5 separate regions of the Homo sapiens genome follow, and all the other regions are linked to region 1. The links are chromatin loops, found by intact Hi-C in ENCODE. Cell type or tissue: ascending aorta. All regions are shown on one strand. Region 1 overlaps COL13A1 (collagen type XIII alpha 1 chain). Region 2 holds the start of LINC02651 (long intergenic non-protein coding RNA 2651). Region 3 has its middle 15 kb from the start of FAM241B. Region 4 has its middle 14 kb from the start of COL13A1. Region 5 has its middle 48 kb from the start of LINC02651.

The links. A loop is a pair of places that touch in the nucleus more often than their neighbours do. Peaks named below come from ENCODE experiments on the same cell type or tissue, not always from the same donor. Only the 100,000 strongest peaks of a DNase experiment are listed, where the experiment ranks them.
Region 2: a loop joins it to region 1, with 2.5 times the contacts of the local background. A loop is called at or near these places in 33 of 110 quality-filtered maps.
Region 3: a loop joins it to region 1, with 10 times the contacts of the local background. A loop is called at or near these places in 86 of 110 quality-filtered maps.
Region 4: a loop joins it to region 1, with 5 times the contacts of the local background. A loop is called at or near these places in 49 of 110 quality-filtered maps.
Region 5: it touches region 1 in a loop (2.9-fold over the local background); 17 of 110 quality-filtered maps call a loop at or near these places.

Annotation. Positions count from the first base shown.
Region 1 is chr10:69,912,094-69,917,093 of GRCh38, forward strand. The region is part of intron 17 of COL13A1 (collagen type XIII alpha 1 chain); the gene reads left to right. Among named protein-coding and RNA genes, the nearest start is that of LINC02636, 95 kb to the right of the region's middle. RefSeq lists enhancers at 2,617-2,666, 4,466-5,000 and a silencer at 2,727-2,816. In ascending aorta, a CTCF peak has its summit at 2,751 (motif pointing left); a DNase peak (open chromatin) is centred at 2,728; H3K27ac peaks cover 1,884 bases.
Region 2 is chr10:69,683,468-69,688,467 of GRCh38, forward strand. LINC02651 (long intergenic non-protein coding RNA 2651) reads left to right here and starts at 982. Exons shown (of 3, transcript XR_946038.3): 1 at 982-1,651. RefSeq lists an enhancer at 2,389-2,889. In ascending aorta, no CTCF peak of the experiment used is centred here; DNase peaks (open chromatin) are centred at 1,034, 1,424 and 2,864; H3K27ac peaks cover 2,457 bases.
Region 3 is chr10:69,642,813-69,647,812 of GRCh38, forward strand. No RefSeq gene overlaps it. Among named protein-coding and RNA genes, the nearest start is that of FAM241B, 15 kb to the left of the region's middle. In ascending aorta, a CTCF peak has its summit at 1,936 (motif pointing right); a DNase peak (open chromatin) is centred at 1,950.
Region 4 is chr10:69,785,081-69,790,080 of GRCh38, forward strand. No RefSeq gene overlaps it. Among named protein-coding and RNA genes, the nearest start is that of COL13A1, 14 kb to the right of the region's middle. In ascending aorta, CTCF peaks have their summits at 1,906 (motif pointing right) and 4,179 (motif pointing right); a DNase peak (open chromatin) is centred at 1,921; H3K27ac peaks cover 3,811 bases.
Region 5 is chr10:69,729,627-69,734,626 of GRCh38, forward strand. No RefSeq gene overlaps it. Among named protein-coding and RNA genes, the nearest start is that of LINC02651, 48 kb to the left of the region's middle. RefSeq lists an enhancer at 2,545-3,199. In ascending aorta, CTCF peaks have their summits at 1,795 and 2,987; DNase peaks (open chromatin) are centred at 787, 1,745, 3,145 and 4,428; H3K27ac peaks cover 5,000 bases.

The sequences.
Region 1 (5,000 bases):
CTCTGATCTGAGACCTTGTGGAGACTAAAGCGACCCCAGCCCCCACCCTGAGCACTCTGGGCTTTGTTTTTCATGCACTCCAAAGTCCAAGATTAATTAGAGCTGACTTTTCTTTTTGGAACTAACTACAAAATCAACCGATCTCAAATTGAGATTATAAGCCAGCTGCCCTTCCAAAGCCCTGGCCTTCAATGGGGCACCCGACCCCGGTAATTCCCCGGATCACTTCCTGCCGGCCCTAATTACAGGAGGAACTAGGATTTCCGCGGTTCCGGTCCTCTCTGGTGTGGAAGATGGCTGTAGCAGGGAAGCAGGAACTGAGCTGCCTTTTTCCCGGAAGGAAGACCTGGGAACTCTTTATAGGGAGAAAACCGTTAGCCCTCCACACCTGGCTTTTCTGGCCTAGGGAAAAGACCCTGGTCCAGGCTTGAGGCTTGAGCTGTCCACCGACCGCCCCCCACCCCCACCCCTCCCCGCAAACTCCCCACACTCTCAGGCGGGCCTTCCTCCTCCCTTACAGAGAACAAAGAGCCTGTGCCACCAGATGCATTTGCTCAGGGCCTTCCAACCCAGACCTGGCTGCAGCAGAAACCAGGCCTAATCTTAGAGAACTTCATTTACTTCCCCGTGCTTCCCTGGCCTGACCTTGGCTGGGAGCTGACCGTAAAGCCCCCTTCCTTCCTCTAGACTGTGCTTTCTTGCCAAGTCCCTGCCCAGCTTGTTCAACAAACAGTAAATCGCCAATTAAGAGGCCACTCCCACAGGAGCAGAGCTTGGCTGGTTTATGCTCCAAGGAGCTCACTTCCATTCTATCATCTCTGTAAAGGATGCATCCTCCCACCTGGAATCTTGGACCAGAACAGAGGACCTATCAATGCTGTGTGGTGCTCAGGTGCAGTGCCCAGCTGGGGAGTCTGAGTGGCAGCCTCAAAATCAGGGATGGGACAGGCCTTCAAGGTCATTCAAAGCAAACGCCTCTCTACCCACTTGTGCTCCCCTAGAGCCTTCTCAGCCACAATGACTACAATCCATCCCTTCCTGCATTGGTTCTTGGCACTGAGGTTAAAAAGCCAGCCTTGCAGAGGGGTGGCTGGATGTTGGCCCAGGAGTCACAGCTTCTGCCATCACACCATGCACGTGGCCAAGACCTTTTGTAAGGCTCAGAGCACCCACTTCCCCAGCCCAAGTAAGGCGGCTGAGAGCCCCCAGGGGAACTTCTGAGTCCCTTCTGGGGAGACAAGAGGGGGCAGAGATAGAGGAGGTGAATTGAGGCCTGTGGGCTTTGCTGGACTGAGTGAGCCAGGCCCTCCAAAAACCAAGACAGTGATGAGTGAGTGGATGGAAACTGAGCACAATTACTAATACACTTTTTAAATAGGAAAACCTAGGAGGGGAATTAGAAAAGAAGGAGCCCTTAGACAGGCTCACACAAAGACATGCCCCAAGGAACAGTCCTCTGAACAGAGGTGGGCCACTGTCCTCCTCGGGCAATAACCACGCCCTCCCCCTCCCCCGCCTCCTGCCTCCTGCACATGGGCCCCAGCCACAGCGACGACGCTGGAGTCCTTGATAATGACTCTCACCTCCCCATCATCCAGGAACCAATGTTTTTGGCTTTAGGAGAAGCCATTCCCCAGTTCAGAGGTCAGGCAGGGGCAGGTCCCTGGAGACAAGCCCCAGGGAGTGAGCCTAATGAGAGTGGAGTGAGCGGCAGAGCGAGGTCAGCTGGGGGAGGCCAGTGGGGGCGCCCCTGCTTCCTGCCAAGCAAGGGGGTGGGAGGGAGGGAGGCCCTGCCATGGGGATCAAGGAAGCCCGGGTCACTTGCGAAATTAAGAGAATTGACCCAGAGAGGAGGGAAGGGGCGAAGGTCAGCCACCCTAACAAGGAGGGCTGCCTCCCGAGGAGGCTCCTGGGGCTCTGATTTCCCCTGAGTACCTGATTGTGTCTTTACACACTCACATCAACAGGGGCTGAGGACAACCCCAATTAGCCTGGAGACTCTCACGCTCCGGGGTTTTGCTCTGCACAGTTTCTTCCAGGATTGGAGACAGAAGCCCAGAGACAAGCTTGAAGCAGACACCACCTCCTCCCTGCAGGAGCACCCCTCTGGGCAGGAGGAAGGGAGAGCAGGGACCCACTGAGACCCCTCCTAGAGCTGCATTTTTAACCAAAGCTAAGAGTCCCTCCCCACCCCACAGAGCCTTTTTCTGGAGCTGCCAACCAAGCCAAATGGCACCTCCCCAGCTTTGGCCTCTCTCCTTCCAAAGGGCTGTGCAGGGGAGCAGAGAAAGGGCTGGGGTGGGTGGGAAGAGACAGGAGCACCAGTGGATGGGAGGTATCTGATCTAACCGCACTTTGCAACCAAGAACCCTGGACCAGTGGGAGAAAGTGGCTTATCTGTGGTCACCTGCACTGCCAGCCCAGCTCCTCGAAATGGAGGTGGGAAGAAGAGGGCAGAGGCATTGAGGGAAAGCAAGAGAAAAGACAGAGAAAGTAGAAGAGAGGGATGACGGGGGCCTCTGAATAGTCAAGGACTCCCAAGCTGACCTCCCACCTGCACCCACACCAGAGGACTGTGGGGGCCTCTGTACTGAGTCAAACTGGTCTGGTCATTCAGAATGCTAGCAGGGGACCCTCCAAAGGAAAGAATGACAGGAGCCCTCAGCTGGTACTACTGAGAGGGCTTGGAGACCGCTGTGGCGGGAGTAGCCAGACTTCAGATGAGGTACTGTCACGCCCTCTGCTGGCCACAGAGCGGCTGTGCACACAGGCAGTGAGCTTTTCTGGGCATCCTGCGCTGAGCGGCCCCCACACTCTGACCCCTGCACCCCTATGATGGGCCACAGACCTAAGGACCCCCACCAAGCAAAGAGGGGCTCTGCTCCGCTTTCAGCCTGCAAAGGCTGTTTGGTGGAAGCAGACGGAACATCAGTCCATCTGATACTTGGGTTGGCCAAGAGAAATAAGTACCTTGGCATAACAGACAACAGACTATCCAAAGCCCTAGGCTGCATGACCTTGGCAATCATACCTGTCCTCTGTGAGCCGCAGTTAGCTTACTTGTGAAGCAAGAATAACGTCCACTCCCACATTGGAAGGGATTGTTGGAGATGGAAGAGAGGAAGGTTGTAAAGCTTTTCAGTCCAGTGCAGACACATGGCAGCTGCAGTAAGTGGCTGTGCCCTTCTCTCTCAGTCCCACAAGAAGGAAGTTAGTGTCTAGAGCAAGCCTTGGGCTCTAGATTTTCAGCCATGGTAACTTCCTGAATTTAGCTCTGCCATCCCACCTATGGTTCAGGGGTCACTGGTGGGGTCATGCTGAGAGAGGGCTCTGGCATTGGGAACTAAAGATTCTAGGCCTTCTGTAGAATTTAGAGACTTGGCCCAAAGAGGATAAAAGTGAAGCCATCTCAGGCAGACATAAATTTGTGTGTGCCGATTACAAACGCTAAGTGGTCCCTGTCGCATTGAGGATGCAGCGCTGAGTTATAGGGGATAGCAAAAAGCTTCATAGAAGAGATAAAAGGGCCCCACTCCCATCAAACAGCCTCTGCAGGCTGAAAACAGGGCAGAGCCCCTCTCTACTCAGAGGCCCTCAGGTCTGTGGTCCATAGGGGTGCAGGAGTCAGTGTGCGAGGGCAGCTCAGCCCAGGGCACCAGACAAGAACTGGGTGCTCTATCAACCAAGACTCCAAATGATGAATAGGGTTTTAAGTTGAAATGGAAGAAAGACAGACCGTGGAAATGGGTAGTGTTTTCAGGGACACAGAAACTAGCAGGACACAGAAACTAGTGATATCATGACATGATATCAGGTGATGAGGCTAGGAAGGAAGCAGGGGTCAGAACGTCATGCTCAGGAACCTGGTCCTTTTCCTACTGTCAACAGCAGGCCAAGGATGTTTTAAGGCAGGGGTCTCGCTATCCAGCCTGTGTGTTAAGAAGCTTAACTGGACACTTGCATGGAAGACCCATCACGGAGGAAGAGGGTGGAAGTCCTCTAGCCTTGGTAAGGAGAAGGATGGACGAGGACCTCCTGTAAGATGGCAGGAAAGGGAGAGTGTGGACAGCTGAGAAGGAAGCCAGAGAACACCAGATCCCCTCTGCCTTTAAGCCTATGGGAACTGCAGCCTGGCCTGGCAGCCACAGCAGTCACACCCAATGGGGCAGCTGGGCCGGGAGCAGGATTGTCACACTCTGTGTTGCCCATCCACAGCGCTGGCCTTCAGATGGAGGAAGTGGCAGCAGGCTGGCTGCAGTCACCTGTTGCTGGACACCATCCCGGGCCCCAGCTGGGGCTTCGTGCTCAGGCACTGCATAGGATTCAACTCCCAGAGCCAGGAGCTGCCCTCCCCACTCCCCTGATGTAGCCGATGATAGTCCTGACTCACCTGCTCTTGGCCTCCCACTTGTCCCTGGCTGTCATCTCCAACTCCACCTCCTTGTGGTGTGTCCTTCTTCCTGATCTCACCTTACTGTCATAGACTTGGCATTTTTCTGGAGAAGTAAAGATGTTGAACATAAAGATAGGGCAGTGCCACGATGGTAGAGCGACCCCATGCTGTCCCAGAGGAGCAACAATGGACAGGTGACCCTACCTGTGCCTCTGGACAAGTAGGGTCAGAAATGGGGTGCAGATAAATGGGCAGGGACACATGCCCTTGGGGAGAGTTAGACCCAGAGGACTTGGAAGGGAAAGGAACCCCAGATGAAAAGAGAAGAGAGCTCCTGTCTGGCTCAGCCAGAAGGTATCATCCTAGCAAAGCTGCTGGAGTGAAAATGAGGCAAGAAGTCCCAGGCAGGGACCAGAGGGAAGGTGTGCAGTAGGTAAGCAGCCAATGGGTGGCTCCTGCCCCTGGTCCCGTCCCACAGCCCAAGTTCCAGGTACAGCTCAACCACAGGGTGGTAGGTAGATCTTGGGCCAGTCACTTCTCTTGCTGAACTTGCATTCCACTAGGTAAGCCTCTCTGTCTGGGGGCCTTTCCTGCTCTGTGACCTGTA
Region 2 (5,000 bases), 230 kb before region 1:
AAGGCAAGGAAGAGGGAAGATGAAGGGGAGTGGAGGCATTTGCCGAGGCAGGACACAAATAGAACAATGCAGGGACATAAGTCAGATGCTGCTGAAAATGGCAGCCCACAGCACCGCTTACCAACTCTCCCATGAAAGACCTTACCTTACAGAGAGGAATAAACAGCTATTGCTCTTACCTCAAACATCCTCCCAAATGCCTGCCTTTTCTCCCTCCCTGGGGAAGACAAGCAAGACCAGTGCTGCCACAGGAGTTGCTCAAGGTTGCTCAAAGGAGTTGCTCAAAGAAACCAGGAATAGGACCTGGTTTCTCTGCTGTCATTGTCCTTAGCTTACAGCCTACAGCCTGGCAAATACCAGTGCCATGGACTGATGAATGCTTTGCAAATCTGGTTCCCATTAAGTTGCCAGTAAAAAAACCCAAGAGGTTCATGTGGCAAAGTCAGACTAGATGTGAGCAGATTGACAAAAGTCCCAAAGAACTGAACTAGCCCCATGGCTCTGATACCCCTCGTGGGTTTGAAAATATCCAGCGATGGCCAGGTGCAGTGGCTCACACCTGTAATCCCAGCACTTTGGGAGGCTGAGGCAGGTGGATAACGAAGTCAGGAGTTTGAGACCAGTCTGGCCAAGATGGTGAAACCCCGTCTCTCCTAAACATATACAAATTAGCCAGTTGCAGTGGCGGGTGCCTGTAATCCCAGCTACTCGGGAGGCTGAGGCTGGAGAATCTCTTGAACCTGGGAGGCGGAGCTTGCAGTGAGCTGAGATTGCACCACTGTACTCCAGCCCGGGCGACAGAGCGAAAAAAAAAAAAAAGAAAAGAAAATATCCAGGGCTCCGGGGGATAGCCCTTGCTTTCCAGTGTTCCTAAAAGAAGATAAAGTCACACTATCAAATAACAAATGCCTCATCAAAACACAACCCAGAGATCAGCCCAGTTCTTCCAACAAGAAACAGGCCAGTCATGACAGTATTATAATTATGATGACGAGGAAGGGAATGCTAGCCAACCACTCCCCTCCCCGCCCCGGCCTCTATCAGGGGTAAGCCCAGGAGGCAGGAGTGCAGAGTGGCTGAGGGCAAGGCCTCTGCCCTGTTGGAATAGCCTGGGCCTGCCCCTTCCTAGCCTGTGAGCTGTGACGGGGATTCAGTGAGGGTCTCAGGCTGTGTACAGCCCAGGACAGTGCCTGGCTCAGAGTGAGTGCTCAACAAGCTTTAAGTGTCGTTAGTATTCTTGCTGAAAACATGAAAACTAACCCCAGAGCTAAGCAGTGGAATTCTGCCCGTGTTGGGGGTGAAGAGACCAAAGTTCAGAAAAATTCATTAACATGTCCAGGATCATACAGCTGGAACAGGGGAACAGGCAGGGCTGAGCTCCAAGTCCAGGCAGGCTGAGCCCAGAGCCCTCGCTTTGAAGCTGTTTTATATGACTCCTTAGCAGGAAGCTACTCAGGGCGGACTGACTCAAGAGCATTGTTTCCTGGAACTCCTGAGTCCAAGAGCTGGGGGAATGCTGGAAACAAGGAGAAGGAAGGCAGAGAATGCTTGTGGAGGCAGCAAGGAATAAATAGATGCAAGAATATTGGAAGGTGTCATAAGAGGGATAAGGAACCAATCGCACCTCTGTCTCGCCCCATCCCCTCTCCAGGTGAGAAGTGCTGGCTCTGTGTGAGACTTTATGTCAGACAGGGGCTCAGTGCTGACCGTTCAGCCCTGTGCCTAGGGACAGCCCTTCAGCCTCCTTGACGATTTCCTGATTTAGTCTGGGTCTGAGGGCACCTCCTCATCTGGCCAATTCAGGGTAAAAGAATTTGGAAAGCTCAAACACTCAAGAAATTTAGTTTTTTGTTTTGTTTTGTTTGGTTTTGAGAAAGGGTCTTGCTGTGTCACCCAGGCTGGAGTGCAGTGGCACAATCACCATCACTGCTCATTGTGGCCTCAAACTCCTGAGCCCAAATGATCCTCCCACCTTAGCTTCCTGAGTAGCTGGGACCACAGGCGTGCACCACCACACAAGCTAATTTTTTTTTTTTTGTAGAGACAGGGTCTCACTATGTTGCTCAGGCTGGTCTCAAACTCCTGTGCTCACACAATTTTCCTGTCTCGGCCTCACAAAGTGGTGGGATGACGGGCATGAGTCACTGCGTCTGGCCAAGAAGCTTAGTTTTTAAAATAACAATCAGTAAAATAGGTTACAACTTTTCAGTCAAACCTGTCAGGTGAGATGAAAATTCAGGAAAGCCAGGCCACATTATTTTCAGTTAAGTTCTGTGAAAACTTCTGCAAAATCAATCAGAAACTCCGTCAGTTCATCTCAAAGTCCTGGGAGTCTAGACAGAAGTTCAGGCTTCGCATGTACTGGGGTGGTTGGTCGGAAATTTGGTGAGGTCGGTCCAAAATCCAGCAAGGTCAATCTAAACTCTGGATCAGTCCCAAGTTTAGTGCGGCAAGGTGAAGTCCGAGCGGTGTAGTCAAATATTTAGCCAGATTCATCATGACGTCACCCCGACCATTTGGGGTTGGGTAGGCCATCGGGTGTGGGACTGGGTATGTGATGGGCAGACAGACAGGCAGAGGATTGGCAGTGTGCGCAGGCCTGGGAGCCAAAGTGGAGACTGAATGGTAGTTTCTGGGGGTTTCCAGAACCACCTCCAGCAGGAGCCCAGCTGGGGAAATTGTGAGGCTGACCAAGAGTAGTGCGTGGTGCTCCCAGACATGTCCCTGCCACTTCCTTGAGGAGACCTGAAATGCTACTCTGTTGACCCCTACAACCCCAGCACATTGCTGAGCTGCCAGCCTTCTGACGCCTACCCCCTGTCCAGCCACTGGGCAGCCAGCCAGCATGTTTTGGCCTAAAGGACAGCAGCTCTGTGCACACACGTAGCACACGCTTGTCCCCACACGGCCTGCCTGTCTGTTCTCCCACGCTCCTTTCCCTTTCTGGCCAGAGCTGAGCAGGCAAAGCCAACAGCTGGCCTGGTGCCCTGGTGCGTGGAGGTGTAGCTGGGCTCTGACCCAGCTCCTCAAACAGGTTCCATATGGCCCTCCCGGCTGCCCCCCACTCCCCTTCCCCACCTTGACTGTTTCTGAGATTAAAACCCTTTCCTGGTTTCCCAGCAGTGGCAGGGAGGGGCTGCCACGCTGCTGTTGGGGCTGAGCCGGTGTGGAATACTCATCAAATGTTAGCTGGAGGGGGATGGATTTCTTGGGCAGTTGGGTGAGGGGGCATGGAGGGGAACACATGGCTTGAGCACAGGAGAGACCTGTTGGCCCCTGCAGCCCAGCTGCAGCCTCTGGAGAAGCTCCTGAGTGTCTGACCTTGGCAACAGGACCTCAAGACTTCAGTGGGAACAGACAGCCTTCTGGGCCTCTCTACTTCTCTCCTTGTACCCAGAATTCCTCCTGCAGCTAAGAGGGGTGTGATGAAAGCAAAGAAAGGGACAGCTGGGATGGGAGAAGCCCTGGGGGGAGCAGGGAGGCTCCCACATGTTGTACCCTCCGGTAACACTCAGGCCCTGGACAGTCAGCAGAAATTCAGACATGGCATTGGAATGGGGTCCTGGGGCAGCCATCCCTGCTGAGCCTGGTGCCTGCCCTTTGGTAGCAGGGCTGTGGGAAAGCCTTGGGATGCTGGGAGCAGAGTAATAGGGTGTGGTGAGAGTAGGGGATGCTCCAGGAGCTTGGGACTGCAGCTATCTACCCCTGGTACTGAAGTATTTGAATATTTTAACAGCCAGCTTGGTGGTCCTGGTGGCCCCCGCTGAACCTTAGCCTTAGGTTAGAGCCCATCTCTGCTCTAGCTCTGGCTTCTTCCCTGGAAAGGCTTTTGTTGACCGTGAAACCTGAAGACATGCACACACACAAACATGTGAATGTGTGTGTGTCTGCCTGTCTGCGTGAACTCTCTGGGCTCCCAGACCTTCTAAGTGCCCAGAAAACCCAGAAGCACTTGCCCACTCTTGCACTTTGCCTGCCCTTGTCCTCCTGCCCCAGCCCCACCATGTCCAGCCCAGAGACTAGTCCAGAGGCACAGCTGATCCACTTCTGAGCCCCTGGCTGAACCATGTCCTGGGGCTTCTTAACTCTTATCCCTCCTCCATCCTGTCCCAGACTTGTGCCTGGGAGCTGGCTGGCATGACTGGGGCTCTGAACATTTGGAAGGCTTCCATTTAAACTGTCTCCCTACCAGACTATCCTCCTGCCCAGCCAGCCACACCATTGGCCCAGCTCTGGGAGCCTATCCCACATGCCTTGGAAGATCAAAGCAGGCTCCACGTCCATTTTCAGTGATGACATCCGGCTTCAGCAGGTGGTGATTTAGGATCTCAGCTCTGGAAGGCCCTCAGGGATCTCCATTCTGGCAGTCTCATTTTCTCATGGAGACCCAGAGAGGAGGCTGGCTGGGACTGGAACCCCAGTGTCCACAGCTCCTGGAATTTCACCAGGAGAAAGGGAAAAAGTGGACAAGGAGACTCAGCTAAGACAGACTTTCCCTTCTTCTCCTAGAACAAGCTATGGGTGGAGGAAGGAAAAGACTTTGGAGATTGTTGTCTAATGGCTTAGTAGTCCTGCCCATGCCCATGCCTTGGCCACTTCTCCGCATCTACATGGGGTGCCGGGACATCATGGTGCCTCAGGTGGACCTGCAAGAGGTTGCAGGGCAGTTTCAAGGGCATGAAGGAAGCCTGATCTGTGAAACATTTTGCAACATTGGTGCGGATAAGGGACCCGATAAAGGAGCTCAAAGAGCCTCAGTCCCACCTCCTTGCCCGTCTACTCCTGCTATGGTTTGAATGTTTGTCCCTTCTGAAACTCATGTTGAAACTTGATCCCCAATGTAACAGGATTGAGAGGTGGGGCCTTTAAGAGGTGATTGTGTCATGAAGGCTCTGCCTTCATGAATCCATTCATGGATAAAGGTGTTAATGGATTAATGGGTTATCATGGGGCTGGGTTAGTTATCAGGAGAGTAGGTCCATTATAAAAGCCATTTTGAC
Region 3 (5,000 bases), 270 kb before region 1:
CCTTGGCTGCTGAGTCTCTGTCTCACCTTCTTTCGGCTCCGTCCTCAGACGTCTCTAGAAATGGTTCAAGCTTCTTGTCCCTTGATTTGTCTGTCCAGTGATTCTTCTGTCTCCTCTCAACTCCTTCCTGCTTAATCAGCGAATTCCACAAATAGCCACTGAGACTCCCTTCTATAGGAAGGCCCTGTGCTGGGTGCTGCCCTCCATCTTCCCCCAAGGTTCTTACAGTCTAATGAAGAGGCGGTGTGTGCAACACTAACTCCACTTCAGCAGTTCAGTGAAAACAACACCATCTTTAGACAATATAAAAGTCATTTTCTCCCTGTAAGTTAGGAGTAGAGAATACAGAGGGGGCTTAGGTACCTTCACAAGGTTATCAGGAATGCAGGCCCCTCATCCAGCACCTGTGCCTCATCGTTCAAGATGGCTGCAAAGCTCCAGCCATCGTGCTGTCATTCCCATCAGCAGGAAGAAGAAAGAGGTGAAGACAAATCATCCGTGACCACCCAGACGAGGTCAGCTTCCTGGTCATATGCTCCCTTGGCGTCTTTGCTTCCTCATCACAATGCAGAGAAACTCATTCTTTGTGTCCTTGTTTGATGTTTATTCACGACTCTCCCTTGCCTCCCACCAGGTGAGAAGCTCCATGAAATCTGGCCTCGTGTCTGTCTTCTTTGTTGTTCTAGTCCTGCGGTCCACCGCAGTGCTTGGCATGTAGTAGGTGCTCAATAAGTAGTTACTGATGGAAGGAACACTCAAGATTGTACTTTAAACATGCTCTTAATATTGGGATGAGTCAGAGTTGGCCTGGCCCAAATCTGGAATCTTCTGAATTGGAGTCTGTGACGATGAGTGCTGCTAAGGGCTGTACATACATGACCTTGCTTAATCCTCAGCAGAACGCTGAGAGGAAGATTCTGCCATTTTCTTCAACTAGCAGATGAGAAGACATCATGAGATTGTGGAACTACTAACGGAAAGCTGTGATTTGAACTTGGCTCTCCAACTCAGAACCTCTATTCACTTACCTAGTGACTTTCCAGGACACCAGGGTGACCACAGTCCCCTCTAGACCCCCCTCCTGCAGCCCTGGCTGGCTCCCTTGATTGCCAGCAGGCAGCTCAGTAGCCGTGTGCTCAGTCACAGGTGCTGAGGAAGCATCGTACACTTGGCCCCTTGTCCTGAAGTGGGGCTTCACCTGCAGAAAATGGAGGAAGGGCAGGAGGTGCCAGCATCAACTGGGAGAATGCCAGTTCTCCAGTGCTCCTCCTCCTCTAGCCGATTTCTAGGAGCCTTGTGGTCCAGGGGTTCTTTCAGACTACAGAGGAGGGCAGGTGGGGCTGCCGTGGTCTAGGAGGAGGGCAGGGGCATGCCTTGCAGTGGGTGCTGTGTGTCCTGCGGCTTCCATTTCTGCCCGCTTCTTGGCGGGGCCTGCCTGATAAGGGGAAGGTGATAGGAAACTGATACCCGCCTGTGCTGGGCCCCCTTGAACCATGTGGGGCTTACAGAGCCCCCGGGCCATGGAGCGGTTCTGAGGGACACTGGAGGAGGGGTTCTAGCTTCTCCCCTCAGACTCCACAGAATACCCCAGGTAGGGACTAGATTCTGGCTGGAGTCAAGGCACTCAGACCTCTGCTGGGCAATTTGGCCCAAGCCTCTGTTGCACAGATGGGACACTGAAGGCCAGTGAGGCAACGGGCTTGCCAAGATCACACAGCCCATCAGTGTCAGAGCTGGTGCTGGTTCTCTAAACTGGATGCGCTCTGTGGCTTCTTTGACTGAACAGTTCATCTGGCCCACAGGCCATCCGAAGGGCGTTTGGTGGAGGGTCCTAGTTTGACGCCTGGCTTGAAGAGCGGATCCCTGGCTCTGCTGTGGAGGTCCTGCTGGGACCAGCCATTTCTGATCATGGCTGCCAGAAGGTGGCGCTAGGCACCCAGCTGCCACTTAATTTCCAGAAAAAGAGAATGGCAACCCGGGATCTGGGTGTAATTAGGGCAAGAGGCCAGCTTTGGAGCTCAGCTTCCAATCACCCTCCCGCCCGGGCATGCTTGTGCGTGGGCACCCAGGGGCAGGGGAGGGACTGGAGACCGCACATTGGGTTCCTCTGGTCCCAGACCCTTTGGAAGGTTGCAGTGTGGGCAGTGAATGGGCGCCCAGGTGTGCTCCATTTACTCATCTTGACTAGATGATAACCAGAGATGGAATAAAAGCAGCCAGGATGGGTGGGTGCCTCTCTCCAACAGCAAGACTCAGCCTGGGCCTCAGCTCAGGCCTTTTCACCTGGCTCAGCTCCCCGGCACACCCCCTCGCTTGGCACAGGGCACTTCGTCCCCTGCTGGGGAAGGGCCAGAGAGCTCAGGATGCCCCTGAGAGAGGCTGTCTCATTCCTGGGAACTTCCCCTCCTCCCTTCACCTTTCCTGCGCTCTCTCCATCTCTCCTTCCTGTCCTCTCCCCTCGCTCATCTCTCCTGCCCCTTCTTATCTCTTTCCTCACGCTCACCTCGTCCCAGTTCCTCCAGGGACCCTGCAGGTCTAGCCCCCACCCCCAGCACCTCATCTGCAGAGGCAAACAGGGACCAATACCAGTGAGTTTCTAGGATGTGGTTTCCATGGTGACGGTACATCTCCTGCCTCCTTGGTGCTCAGCCCTGGGCGGGTTGCCGTGGATACTCTCACCTCACTGAGGAGTGATTTGTGGGACTGTTTTTCTTCTTTACTTCTTCTTCTTCTCTCCAGAAATTCCGCTAGCCCAGACAGCGTTTTCCCCACTCACGGCGAACCTGAAGCCTTCTCCAAAGGGCTTCACACCCAGGGCCACTGAGGCCTGGAAAGCATTTTATTTATACGAGGTATTCCTGGTAACCTTCTCCGCCTTTCATAGGGTGCGTGAGTGGTCACCACAGAGAAACAGGCCAAAGCTGACCCGGTGCCCACCTTTTCTGCCCACAGTGTCCTTCCAGGCCCCTGACTTGTTCCATGCCGCCAATGCACGCCAACCCTCAGAGCTTCTGCTCGGCGGCCATTTTCCTTAAGGGTCTTTGGAGAAAGAGTGAGAGTGAGAGGGTGAGGTGGGAATAACGAGCAAAGTGAATCCAGGCAAAAGAGGTAGGTTAGAAGAGGGAGAAGTACCGGAAAGGGAGGAATGAGAGGTGGGCAGACTGGGGGAGCTCGAAGGGAGAGGGAGAGGTGGAGGGTGAAAGTTGGTCACCAGAGAAAGCCAACCCATGAGTCCGCAGCAGGAGTCCTCTGGTGTTAATGCCCTTTATAAATCACTCCGCAGCCCCAAACCCAAAACAGGCCTCTTCTTTCTCTGCAAAGTAGAAAATGTGTTCGTCGACATAAAAACATGTTAAGTACATTGTGGCCCTCGTTCCCCCCAAGTTGAAAGCCATTACAATAATTAATTAAGGCAGGAGATTAATTAAAGAGTCGTTTCCCCCCATTCTCCCTGAGTAGATCAATCAGGAGGCGGGAGAACATGTGCTACTCGGCAGACAGAGAAGGGGGGCTGGAGGGGAGGCCGAGGGGCAGCAAGGCAGTTACAGACACAGCTAGAGACAAAGGACTTCCGTGCTGGGGGCTGGGGGCTGGGGGCTGGGGCTGAGAGGAGCTGGCAAGGAGGCCCCCAGGAGGGAGAGCTTGCTCTGCTTCCAAGGACCTGTGATCTGGCTTCCCTTCTTGGTGTTCACAGCGTGAGGGTCGCTGTCACCATGGAAACAGGCCTGGGGACAGGAGGAATATCAGCTCTCTGCTCCTGGACTCCTGGATTCCCCTCTGGGAGTGAGAGTTCCCAGTGAGCAGAGTTGAGGCCCCAGGAGGCCTTTCTGTGGAGTGGCATGAGGGTTGGTGGCCTCCCCACTCCCGTGCCAGGCCCAAAACCAACTCCACACGAGCATTGTCAGGCTGATGACAAGCCTGAAAGTTCTGTTCCTCACATGTGCCACACTGCAGACAGGACAGACTGGTATGAGCTCAGGCTGAGAATCATGAGTCTTTTAGGTAACTTTTCTCATTTTGCTAAATTTTGAGTTCTTAATGATTGCTTTCTCCCTTTCACTCTCCCTCTCTTTCACTCTCTTTCTTCCTCTTTCTTATGCCTTTGGCCAATCTATTTTCCAGCTGAATTTCATATTTCTAAGAAATGTTTATATCATGTAGTGTGTTTCATGTGTGCATAGTGGGTTTAACCCATTCCACCCTGTGTCTCCGTCTTGCTTACTTTTGAGCCTTCCAGAACTTCCCGATTGATTTGTTCAGAAGCACTGCTCTTATGTTTCTCTATTTTGTATGATATTTTTCATATTTCTAATAAACATTATAAAGGGATGGTGTTCCATAGATGATTCCCCATGATATCCCTGGTATCGTTTCCTCCTTTCTGTTGTTTTATTTTAGGTTTTTGTATCTTTGTGCGTGCGTGGACTTAGCAGGCAGTTAGCTTTTCCTGTTGAGAGGAGATGGCTCAGCAGAGGCGGGTGATGAGGGAGCAGCTCATCCAGCACCTACTCTGCCACTTACAAAGTGTAACTCAGAATCATGAAGCGGCGCACCTTTTACTCACCCTGTCATTATGGATGGGGGCTTAATAGGCACTAGGTTTTGGAAACCCATGGTGGACAAGACAGATGTGGTCCCTGCCTTCTGGGGAACAACAGTCTGGTGGGAGAGACAGACATCAAACAATAAATACACAAGGATATAGCTACAAATTGTGAAAAATACCACGCAGGCAAAACCTAGGTTCTTTGATAGAGAACAGCATATGCCTACTTTAGGCTAGGGGTCAGGAGGAGGTGACATTTACACTGCAGCAGAAGCCAGCCAGACAAAGTGTGCAGTGAAGAGTGATGGTCCCCAGCAGGGGTGGAGCCGTCGGAAGCTGATGAAGCTTCAGCCTGGGGGCCCTTCGGTGCACTGGAGCCTCACAAGGCTCTGGGGGTGGCCCTAGCAATAATGGGTCCACATGGTCACATGTTTTTGTAAAAATTGTATAAAGT
Region 4 (5,000 bases), 130 kb before region 1:
CTACTTAAACCAAAGAGCTTCTGCGCAGCAAAAGAAACTACCATCAGAGGGAACAGGCAACCTACAGAATGGGAGAAAATTTTTGCAGTCTACCCATCTGACAAATGGCTAATATCCAGAATCTACAAAGAACTTAAACAAATTTACAAGAAAAAATCAAACAATCCCATCAAAAAGTGGGCAAAGGATATGAAGAGACACTTCTCAAAAGAAGACATTTATGCAGCCAAGAGACACATGAAAAAATGCTCATCATCACTGGCAATCAGAGAAATGCAAATCAAAACCACAATGAGATACCATCTCACCCCAGTTAGAATGGCGATCATTAAAAAGTCAGGAAACAACAGATGCTGGAGAGGATGTGGAGAAATAGGAACACTTTTACACTGTCATTGGAAATGTAAACTAGTTCAACCACTGTGGAAGACAGTGTGGCGATTCCTCAAGGATCTAGAACTAGAAATACCATTTTACCCAGCGATCCCATTACTGGGTATATACCCAAAGGATTATAAATCATGCTACTATAAAGGTATGTAATTCTTGGCTTCGCTTTGAGCTTGTCAGATTGGCTCAAAGAAAGAAGAACCCTAACCAAAAACACAAGAACTTAATTAGGGAGAAGGGCCATAATGTGACCCATGAAGGCTCAGTTTCAACCCTTCGCCCCTTGAGTATGATGTTTTCACAATCCCCTTTGAGTTTGAGAGGCAGAAACCCAGTGGTGGAAACATGGCCAGAGGAAGATGGAAGAAGGGATGAACATGTGGCTTTGGATCATTCTGCGTCTCAGCTCCCACTGCCTCTCAGCCCAGAAGTCTTCCACCCTCTCCCCAGAGTGAAACTCTCACCCTCGAAGGGTAAGCCCCAAGCCACCCCTCACCGTGAATCCTGTCAGCCCTACCTCCCCACACACCCCTTTCCCCGAGATTCTGAAAACACAGGGCTCCCACCCCAATTCTCACTTGCCCTTACTTCTCTCCACCTTGTGTAACAGTTCGTTTCTTTCACATCCTACTTCCCCCAACTCTGAGCTCCTTGAGAAACAGGAGCTGCATCTAACTCACATCATTGCTCACAGAGGGCCTGACCAAACCTGGGCCTGGCTGAAGATGTTCAGAAATATCTGCTGAATTGGGCACAAAGCTACACAGTGTGACAGTTGACATGTGGTGCCTCGAGTTACGGGATACATTTGAATTCTGTAAGAAGAACGTCTCTGTTGGGTTAAACTTGGCTGTCTGGGGCAGGCAGGCAGAGCAAATAGTATGTGGAATGAAAAATACGTAGCAAAGCCCTTCGGTTTATTTAGCCATTTGAGGAAGGGCCTGAGTGGGAATGTGCAGCAGAGCTGTGCATTCTCCTGGGAAACATTCCCAACAGCCAGGCCAGTTTCCCCAGGGAATGACCCATACATAGCTCCCCGCTGATGCCTTCATAAGGGGGGACCTTGCCTGCCGTTCTCTTCTGCCTCCCTTTGGAGCACCTCCTTCTCCAGCATTTCATGGTAATGACCATGTTCCTACCTAGGAGGAAGAGATTGCCTGACAGTATGACTTTGACCCATTATGGACAACTGGTTTTTCCTTCTTAACAGGCCCCATGTTTCAGCACCCCCAAGCAGAAGCATTTGGCAGGGAAACAGCTTTCTCGTTGAAAGTCCGAGCCTCACACAAAACACATCAGGAGTTTTTAGGTCAGGCAAGGTGGGGGTGGAGGTAAGTCGACTGCCCACCCTATTGTTAGGACTCTTGGGGTTGCCAGTGACTGAAAACCCAACTCATCAGGCTTGAGCCAAAAGAGAATTCATTAGACCATACTCCTAAAAAGCCCAACATAGCTCTAGCTTCAGGTGCAGCTTGTTCCAGGATTTCAAATTGTCACTAGGGAGCAGTCTTGGTCCATTTCTCAGCCCTACTCTCTTCCTGTTGTCTTCATTTTCAAGTTGGGGTAAGATGGCTGTCAGCAGCTCCAGGCTATACCTCCCAGGGTCAAATTCAGCAAGCCAGGCTGAAGTCCTAGGAGGTACAGGCATATAGTTCCAGATACTTGAGAGAGTGATGTGGGAGAATCACTTGAACCTAGGAGTTTGTCAAGCCTGGGCAACACAGTGAGACCCCATTGCTAAAAACAAAATAAAACAAAAAATCCAATTCAGCAACTAGTTTGGGTCAGGCTTTCTATTACTTGTAATCCAAAACATTCTAACTGATTCACTCAAAATACTTGTGAGCTACTTCCAAGTCTAGGCAGCCCATGAAAATGGCTGTATAGAGAGATGCCTGCCCCAGGTGTGACAGATAGAAGGTGGAGGGCTACTCCCCACAGAGTTCCTGGAAGGAGCCAGAGGTGTGGAGAGGCAGACTTTCCTGTAGAGATGCAGTGCTCCTGAGCATTTGAGAAGATGCTCAACATACATCTCTTTTAAGGTCCTGTGGCAAGAGGGTTAGATTTCCTCAGGTGGGTAGCTGTGTGCCTGCCTCCCCAGGTGCCCTGTGGATGAAGTGTCTGGGCTCTGATGGGGAAAGTGGGGAAGGGAAGAGCTTAGATGCAGCTGGTGAAATGCCTCGTTTCTAAGTTTCCTGGTTTCTGTGGCCACCTATGTGACAGCAAGAAGTCAGGTGTGTGCACATGGGTCAGAGCTCGGGCAGGGACTGGGGCCTTTTCGTCAAGAGTCAGCTTCTGCTCCTGCTGCCTCCTGCAGGGCCAGCTTGAATCTCGGTATAGTGGGTGCTGGAATGTACCACCCAGAGTCCCTCTGCGGTAGGGTGACAGCTGCTGATGGCTCACACATAGCTAAAGGGATCAGCTGCACACAAGACCACGCTCCCCCCTGGGGTAGCCTGCACCTTAGGACTCATGCTGGGGTATAGACACAGACAGCCAGTGTTTACACAGAGAGCCAGAGTTGAGCTCAATCCAGGCCAACTCTGAAGGGCATCCCAGCTACAAGCTCCCCTCAGGGTTGGCTGAGACCTCTCTTGCTACCGCACTACAATTAAACTTCATCCTCTGCCCAGGCCTTCCCATGTTCCCCAGTATATCCCCTGCATGCAAATCTCTGTCCCAGAGTCCGCCTCCTCAAGAGTCCAAGCCATGGCACCAGGTGAGGCAGGTGGTGTCTGTGCGGCCCGATATGAGAGACTGGATCCCAATCACTTCTTTTCCTGCACTGACGGGAATAGTGCTAAAGAAGGAGTTGAGAAGCACAGACCCTCTTGTTTATGTTTTTTGGGGTTTTTTTGTTTTGTTTTTTGTTTTTGAGACGGAGTCTCGCTCTGTTGCCCAGGCTGAAGTGCAGTGGTGTGACCTCGGCTCACTGCAACCTCCGCCTCCCTGGTTCAAGCGATTCTCCTGCCTCAGTTTCCCAAGTAGCTGAGATAACAGGCATCTGCCACCACACCCAGCTAACTTTTGTATTTTTAATAGAGATGGGGTTTCACCATTCTGGCCAGGCTGGTCTCAAACTCCCAACCTCAGGCGATCCACCTGCCTTGGCCTCCCAAAGTGCTGGGATTACCGGTGCAAACCACCGCGCCGGGCTTGTTTATACTTTATTTAAAATTAAAAGAACTTTCTATTATTAAAGAAACAATGTATGCTCATTGAGAAAAAAAAACTGGAAAATTCCAAAAAGCCAAGTAAATTAATCATGTAATTAAAAGACACCAAAACACATCCTTCCATGAAACACAATGATGACTTTGTGCATTTGAATTTGAAACTATGTATGGAGTCCTTCCTACTTCCTAGGCCATTCAGGCTCCCAACAACCCCATGAGGTAGACCTCATTATTCCCATTTTGCCAATGAGACTTGAGACACTCAGAACCGTGGAGTTAACACAGAGGGCAAACAGCAAGCAGACAGAGCTTCTGACTGCAAGTTCAGAGCTTTCCTCATCACACCCCAGACCACCAAGTTGATGTCAGCTTTTCTGAGCGTGTTCTTCAATGGGGAAGAGGGTGGCAGATATGGAAGAAAGTTCCTAGGCCAGAAAATGGGACCCTCCCTCTCGTCCTGGTTCTGCCATTTACTTACTGGTTGATCTTAGACAAGTATTTTCTCCTGACTGGGGCCTCTGTGTGGGGAAGGCTGTGGGGTCTATGCGCAATCTGTTGGGCGCTATGAAAATGGACAGGGTTAGCAAGTGCAGTTGCTCTGGTTGCCTGAAGGGGGCACCACTGAGAAGAAAAGCCCTAAAATTGGGGAGTTAGGACACCCCTCCTCTAACAGAAGACAATATTCCCACAGTGGATCCCCCATGGGTCTCCCACGGGCAGTGGAGAAGGGGGCTCCAGGGGCTGCAGGAGCCTCCAACAAAGCCAGAACTGTGACAGGGTGGAACCCCAGAGCTGGAACTTGGTGCGTCTGTGTAAAAGGCTTAATTTATCTTTTGTAATTCTCTTTGGCCAAGGGAGACAACAGGGGAATGTTTTACTTTCTTTCTTTTTTTTTTTTTTAAAGAAAACTTTCCATTGTGGAAATGGCATGTGTTTATTTTTAAAAATCCAGCCACAGGGATATATAACTTCTGGGGGAGGGAGAAAGCTCAAGGGCCAATACTGACCCTCCTACTGTGAAAGCTGGGTCTGGGTTTCTTTTGCCATTTGATTCTTCCCTCCTAGGCCTCTTTCCTTTAAGCAGAACAGAAATCTTGCTCGTGGATGTGAAGGAGAATGACGAAGAGGAGAGCTGAATTCCAGATAATTAAAATATTACTACAATAAGAGTGACTGACATTTATCAGGCACTTACCCTGCACCAGGCACTGGGCTAGGAGCTTTGCAAATTGAATACTGTGCAAAGTATTCTATGATAGCCCAAGGAAATAGCTTTCATTGTCTCTATTTTACAGGTGAGAAAATCCAGTCTCAGAGAAGTAGTTACCAGTCCAGGCTGGTAAAGCAAGAATTACGCACAGGCTTGACTGACTGCAAAGTCATAACTATAGTCTTCTATTGTGGCAGAATCTTGGACCTCTGTGGTCACTACTG
Region 5 (5,000 bases), 180 kb before region 1:
GACAGGCAAGAGGGACTTCCTGGGCCATTTCAGCAACTGTCGCTTTTTAGGAGACACACTCCTAGACAGAGGCACTCATACTCCCCACCCATGCAGAGAAGCACACGCCCCTTAGCTGCCACACACCCAAGGCCACTCGGACACACGTGCCTCCCTTTGCATGCACACGTCCTGCTGATACCACCTAACCTAACTGTGTCTGAAGCTCTCGGCTCACTCCTGGGTTTGTCTGAAGGCCAGAGCAGGCTGACGTTAGCCTTCCGGAGTGACTGTGAGAAGCAGGGCCAGGGGACATCACACAGAGGCCACCAGAAGGTCAGCAGGTTCTTACACATCATCTGGGCCAGTGGCTCCCACACCTTGAGGCATGCCTTAGGGGCCTTTGTGAAAAATTATCATGTCCCACCCCAGACTTGGTAAATCAGAATCTCTGTGATGATGGCAACTGAGGTGGGGGACTGAGATCTAGCAGACTCTCTAGCGGTTCTGACGCTGGATAGACTTTGTAACCTGATCTAGTCCAACCCCCTTACTGTTCCAATTCAGTAACTGAGGCTGAGAGAGGGAGAGTGGCCTGTCCAAGGTCACACAGCAGTTGCCTAGGCCAGCCAGGACTAGGACCCAGGACTCCTCACTGCCCAACCCCAGGCTTCAGGTCTGCAGAGATCCCCATGTCCTTCCCTGTCCCCACCAGCCTTGAGTGTCCCCCTGGCCTGCCTCCCAGTAAGGTCAGCTGGCTTTCATGTTCTGCAGTGCCCAGCAGGACCAGGGCCAGGGCTAGCCTGCAGCCAGCAGTCCTCTGGAACAGAGGCTGGGTGACTGTCTTCAGCTCCCTTCCCACGCAGAGGGCCCCTGCTCGGGAGGCCTGCTTTAGGGAAGGTGAAGGCTGGGCTCCCTGCAGTCACAGATGTTTGCCCCAACATGCTGAGCGCCCCCACCCTACTCCTGGGGGAGGCCGGAAAGGCAAGTCCTCACGCTGCCCAAACATCTGGACTGTGCAGAGAGAGCCAAGATGCGCTATGCAGATGTTTTCAAAGCTGATGCCGGGTGTCAGCAGAGAATAGACATCTGGGTGGATGGCCGGGGCTCATGCTAAAGGGCAGGGTAGATTGCGGCCAGTGATTCAGGGCGGTGTTGGCACAAAGCTGGGGGTGGGAGTGTGGCCTGGGGACTTCACTCCCCCAGCTGGTTGGCCTCCTTAAGTGGGAGTCAGATCCCCAGGGCGGCAGCCAGGTAACGTTCACACGATAGCTACCACTTGTTGAGCACTCACCACATGCCAGGTGCTGTTCTGCATTTTGCATGTATTATCTCATTTAACCCTGACAACAACCCTGTGGGGCAGGTACCATTACCGTCCCCCTTCTCCAGGCCACTGAAGCACAGGGAGGTGATGTCATGGCCCAGTCTCACCCAGCAAGCCGGTGGCAGTGCCAGGCTCACACAGAAGCCCATGCAGGTCACCTCTGAACAGCCCCGCTCCATCCCATGAGTGACCCCCAGTGGTTTTTGGGACCAACCCCACCATGCCCTTCTTTCAAATATTACATTTGCATATGGGGGCATTTTGCATAGAGAAAATGGGTTTCTGGGCAGCGTCCCTTTTCCTGTGTTTGGAACTTGGGGAAAGGATCCACTAGGAAGGCAAGCCAGGCCCTCCTCCCGGGCCGGTGGGCAGCTGCTGCCAAGTCTCCCAGGGCTTCTGAGACCAGAGGCTGCTTCCTGAAGGAAAAGTGAGCTCCCTGTGGCTGAGGCCAGCTGTGGCCAGCAGGGCTATTTATTTTTCTGTTCCTAAGCCTTTAAGTCATCTGTTTACATAGGCAGTAGAAGGAGTTGGGCTTGGTGTCCCTGCCTGGTGCCCTCCCTCCCTCCCTCCATCCTGGGCCTTGCAGGCTGAGCCAGGGACCCCCAGAGCCAGTGGTGGTAGTGATGGTGGAGGGGGTGTGGTGGGGAAGCTCTGGGGCCTGGAACTACAGGGCCACTGGGAGACTCTGCACTCAGGGCTCTGGCTGTGATGATGACCAGGCCTAGCCACTGCCTCCCCTGCTTCCCACCCTTTCTCCCCAGATCCTGTGGAAGTCCTCAGAGCCTGGAGCCTCACTTTCCGTGCCCCCTCACCCATAGCAGGTATCCAGGCTCTGAGCTCTCCCCTTCCTTCAGCCCAGCTGGCTCTCCAGAGCAGCCAGACATCAGCCACCCAGCCCGTGAGAACACTCACCAGCCAGCCCCCACCCTGCCAGGAATGGGAGTGGGGAACCTTCCCCAGCTCTGAGCCCCCAGAGGAGCAGGCCCTGGCCCGCCCCCTCCACAGGCATGTTTTGAGGCCTAGAGCAGCCATGCTCTGGGGCAGGGCCGCAGACACAGGGGAAGAAGACGAGGTTTCCTTCCTGAGAGGAGCAGGGGAGAGGGACGCACACGCGTAACCCCAGGACCCCTCACACAGGTGTCTTGATAGAAATGCCTGGAGGCCCTGAGGGAGGTGGTTTCTCTGAGCGGGTGACATTGAGTGACTCTACAAGGGTGGGTGACTTCTCCGTTGGAGAAAGGGAGCTTCAGTGCATGCAGGAAGAAGGAGGCTCCCAAACCCATGGTGCAGCTGAGGGAGAGACGGCAGAGCACGCAGGAGGCCACCCAGGTGTGTGGCCAGAGAGGTGGGTGGGGCCAGCGCACCTGGGGCCTGAATGTCCCCAGACAGAGGCCATCAGGAACCGCGGAGCGCTTGGGACAAGGGAGTGACAGCATTGCAATGCTAGTTAAGAAGGAAATCCACAGGAGTGAGGGGAGGGGCAGGGAAGTCCCCCAGGAGGACTGAGAGTGAGACAAGGTGAGACAGGCCGGGGCGGACAGGAGAGCAGACTGCAGAGATGTTCTCTCCCTCCAGAGGGGACTTAGGGAAGGGATGTGGATGGAGAGAGAACCAGGGCCCTCCTCTCTCTGGACCCCACCTGTGCCCGTCTGCTCATTCAGGCCATGGGCATGGTTCTGCCACTTGAGGCATCAGAGTCCAAGCCTGGCTCAGCTGCGCGGCGATGACCTTCTCATTCTGGTCAGCAACTATCAACTAAACACCTGCTCTGTGCCAGGCCTGGGGTTGGCAGGGAGAGGGCGGCAGAGGGGAGGGATAGAGGGCCTGTTGGGGCGGGGGGGAATAAGGAGCTGAATGAAATCGTGTCCCCACCCACAGAAAGGCAGGACTAGGGCAGCCAGCCTTGGCCTGAGGCAGCCGTGCCAGGGTGACTGGGGACAGAGGAACTCGGGGTCTGGCCCTGAGCAATGTGCTGGATTTACAAGTAGAGACAAGGTGGTGGCATTCCAGGGAGGAACAGGCTGAACAAAGGCCCAGAGGTAGAGTTCACAGTGTGACAGGCACAGACAGATGCCACAGCCCCGCTCCTTCCCGATGCCGGCCCTGGGCCTCAAGGTCATCTTCTGGCCTGGGGTGGTGGTCATGGAGGATCCAGGATATCTAGATTCAAGTGCTCTCCCTGCCGTCTGGGCTGCCTCCTTCCCATGGACCCAGGACCTGCCCTCCCAGACTGTCTTCCTTCTTGCTCTTGTTTGTCCCATCCTCCTCATCCCTCCCATCTCACGTTGGGGCTGGGAGCTCATTCCAGGCTTTGCCTCTCCACAATACTTTTTCCCTCGGGGACACCTGAGGGATGAGCAGGACTTAGCTAGGAGAAGAAGAACAGAGCATTTTGGCAGGAGGAACAGCATGGTCAAAGCCCCGAGGTGGGCAAGAGCTTGGTGAGTTGGAGGAACTGAAAGGCAGTGTGGCTGGGGTGTAGTTGGAGACAGAGACAGATCTCCAGGCTCTGCCATGATTCATTTCCAGAGCATTCAGCCTCTCCACCAGGAAAATGTCAAGAAAAAGCAGCTCTGTTTCCAGAGAGGGAAACTGAGGCACAGAATGTGGTTGAGGGAAGGTGTCTCCCCTCATGCCTGGGGCTCATCTCTCCTTCTGGGCACTGTGTTTTCTGGAGAAGAGGACTCTCAACTGAGGCCCAGAGAGAATCTAATGCCTGATGATCTGAGGTAGAACAGTTTCATCCGGAAACCATCACCCCCCAACCCCCCACCCCGTCTATGGAAAAATTGTCTTACATGAAACTGATCCCTGGTGCCAAAAGGTTGGGGACCACTGCTCTAGAGCACACTGGGTAGCAGGGGTGTGACCTTTTCTGGAAGGAAAGATCCAGGATCCCCTGGGTGCCCTGCCCTGGGGACTGTGGTCTGGCTTCCAGGGATATCAGCTGTCCTTTTAAGGGACCAGGTCACCAGTCAGGCCTATTGGCCTTCTCAGGAAGGCTGAGGGCTGTGGAACATTCCCGCTCTGTGAGGTCCTGCAGGGCAGCTCATTGCAGAGGACACGGAGCAGCCCCCAGCTTGCTGGCCAATCCCCCTCTTCCTAGAACCCCCTGAGAAGCAGAGAGGGAGGACAGCCCTTGGGACGCCCAGGAGCAGGAGAGAGAGCTACAGGGAGGGGCCAACAGCAAACTTTGAACCCCACCCTCTGTTGGGAACTGCCCAGTAGGGACTCCAGACATTTGGCTTCCAGGGCTAGATTTAGTTCTGACTCACTGGCTGACTTTAGACAGCTCACATAATCTCTCTGTGCCCGGGTTTCTTCTCAGGAAAATTGCAAGAAAAAGTCATGTTTTTCTCTTCCTTCATCTTCCCAGTCAAAGGGAAGGTGAAATAAATGATGGGCGTTCCTGTTGTCTCTTTGTTATTATGCAAACAATTGGGTGCTACAAAGGGTGCAGGACAGACAGATAAATCCAAAGCTCTCGGATCTGCCTTTGAGACCAAATACAAACACGACTGCATGAGTGCATGCAGCATGCACACTCACACACACACACACAGAGGCAGGCACCAACACATGCACACACACTCACACACAGAAGCATGCACCAACATACACACACATATGTACACACAGAGGCGTGTGTGAACATGCACACACACACAGAGGCATGCACCAATACACGCAAGCA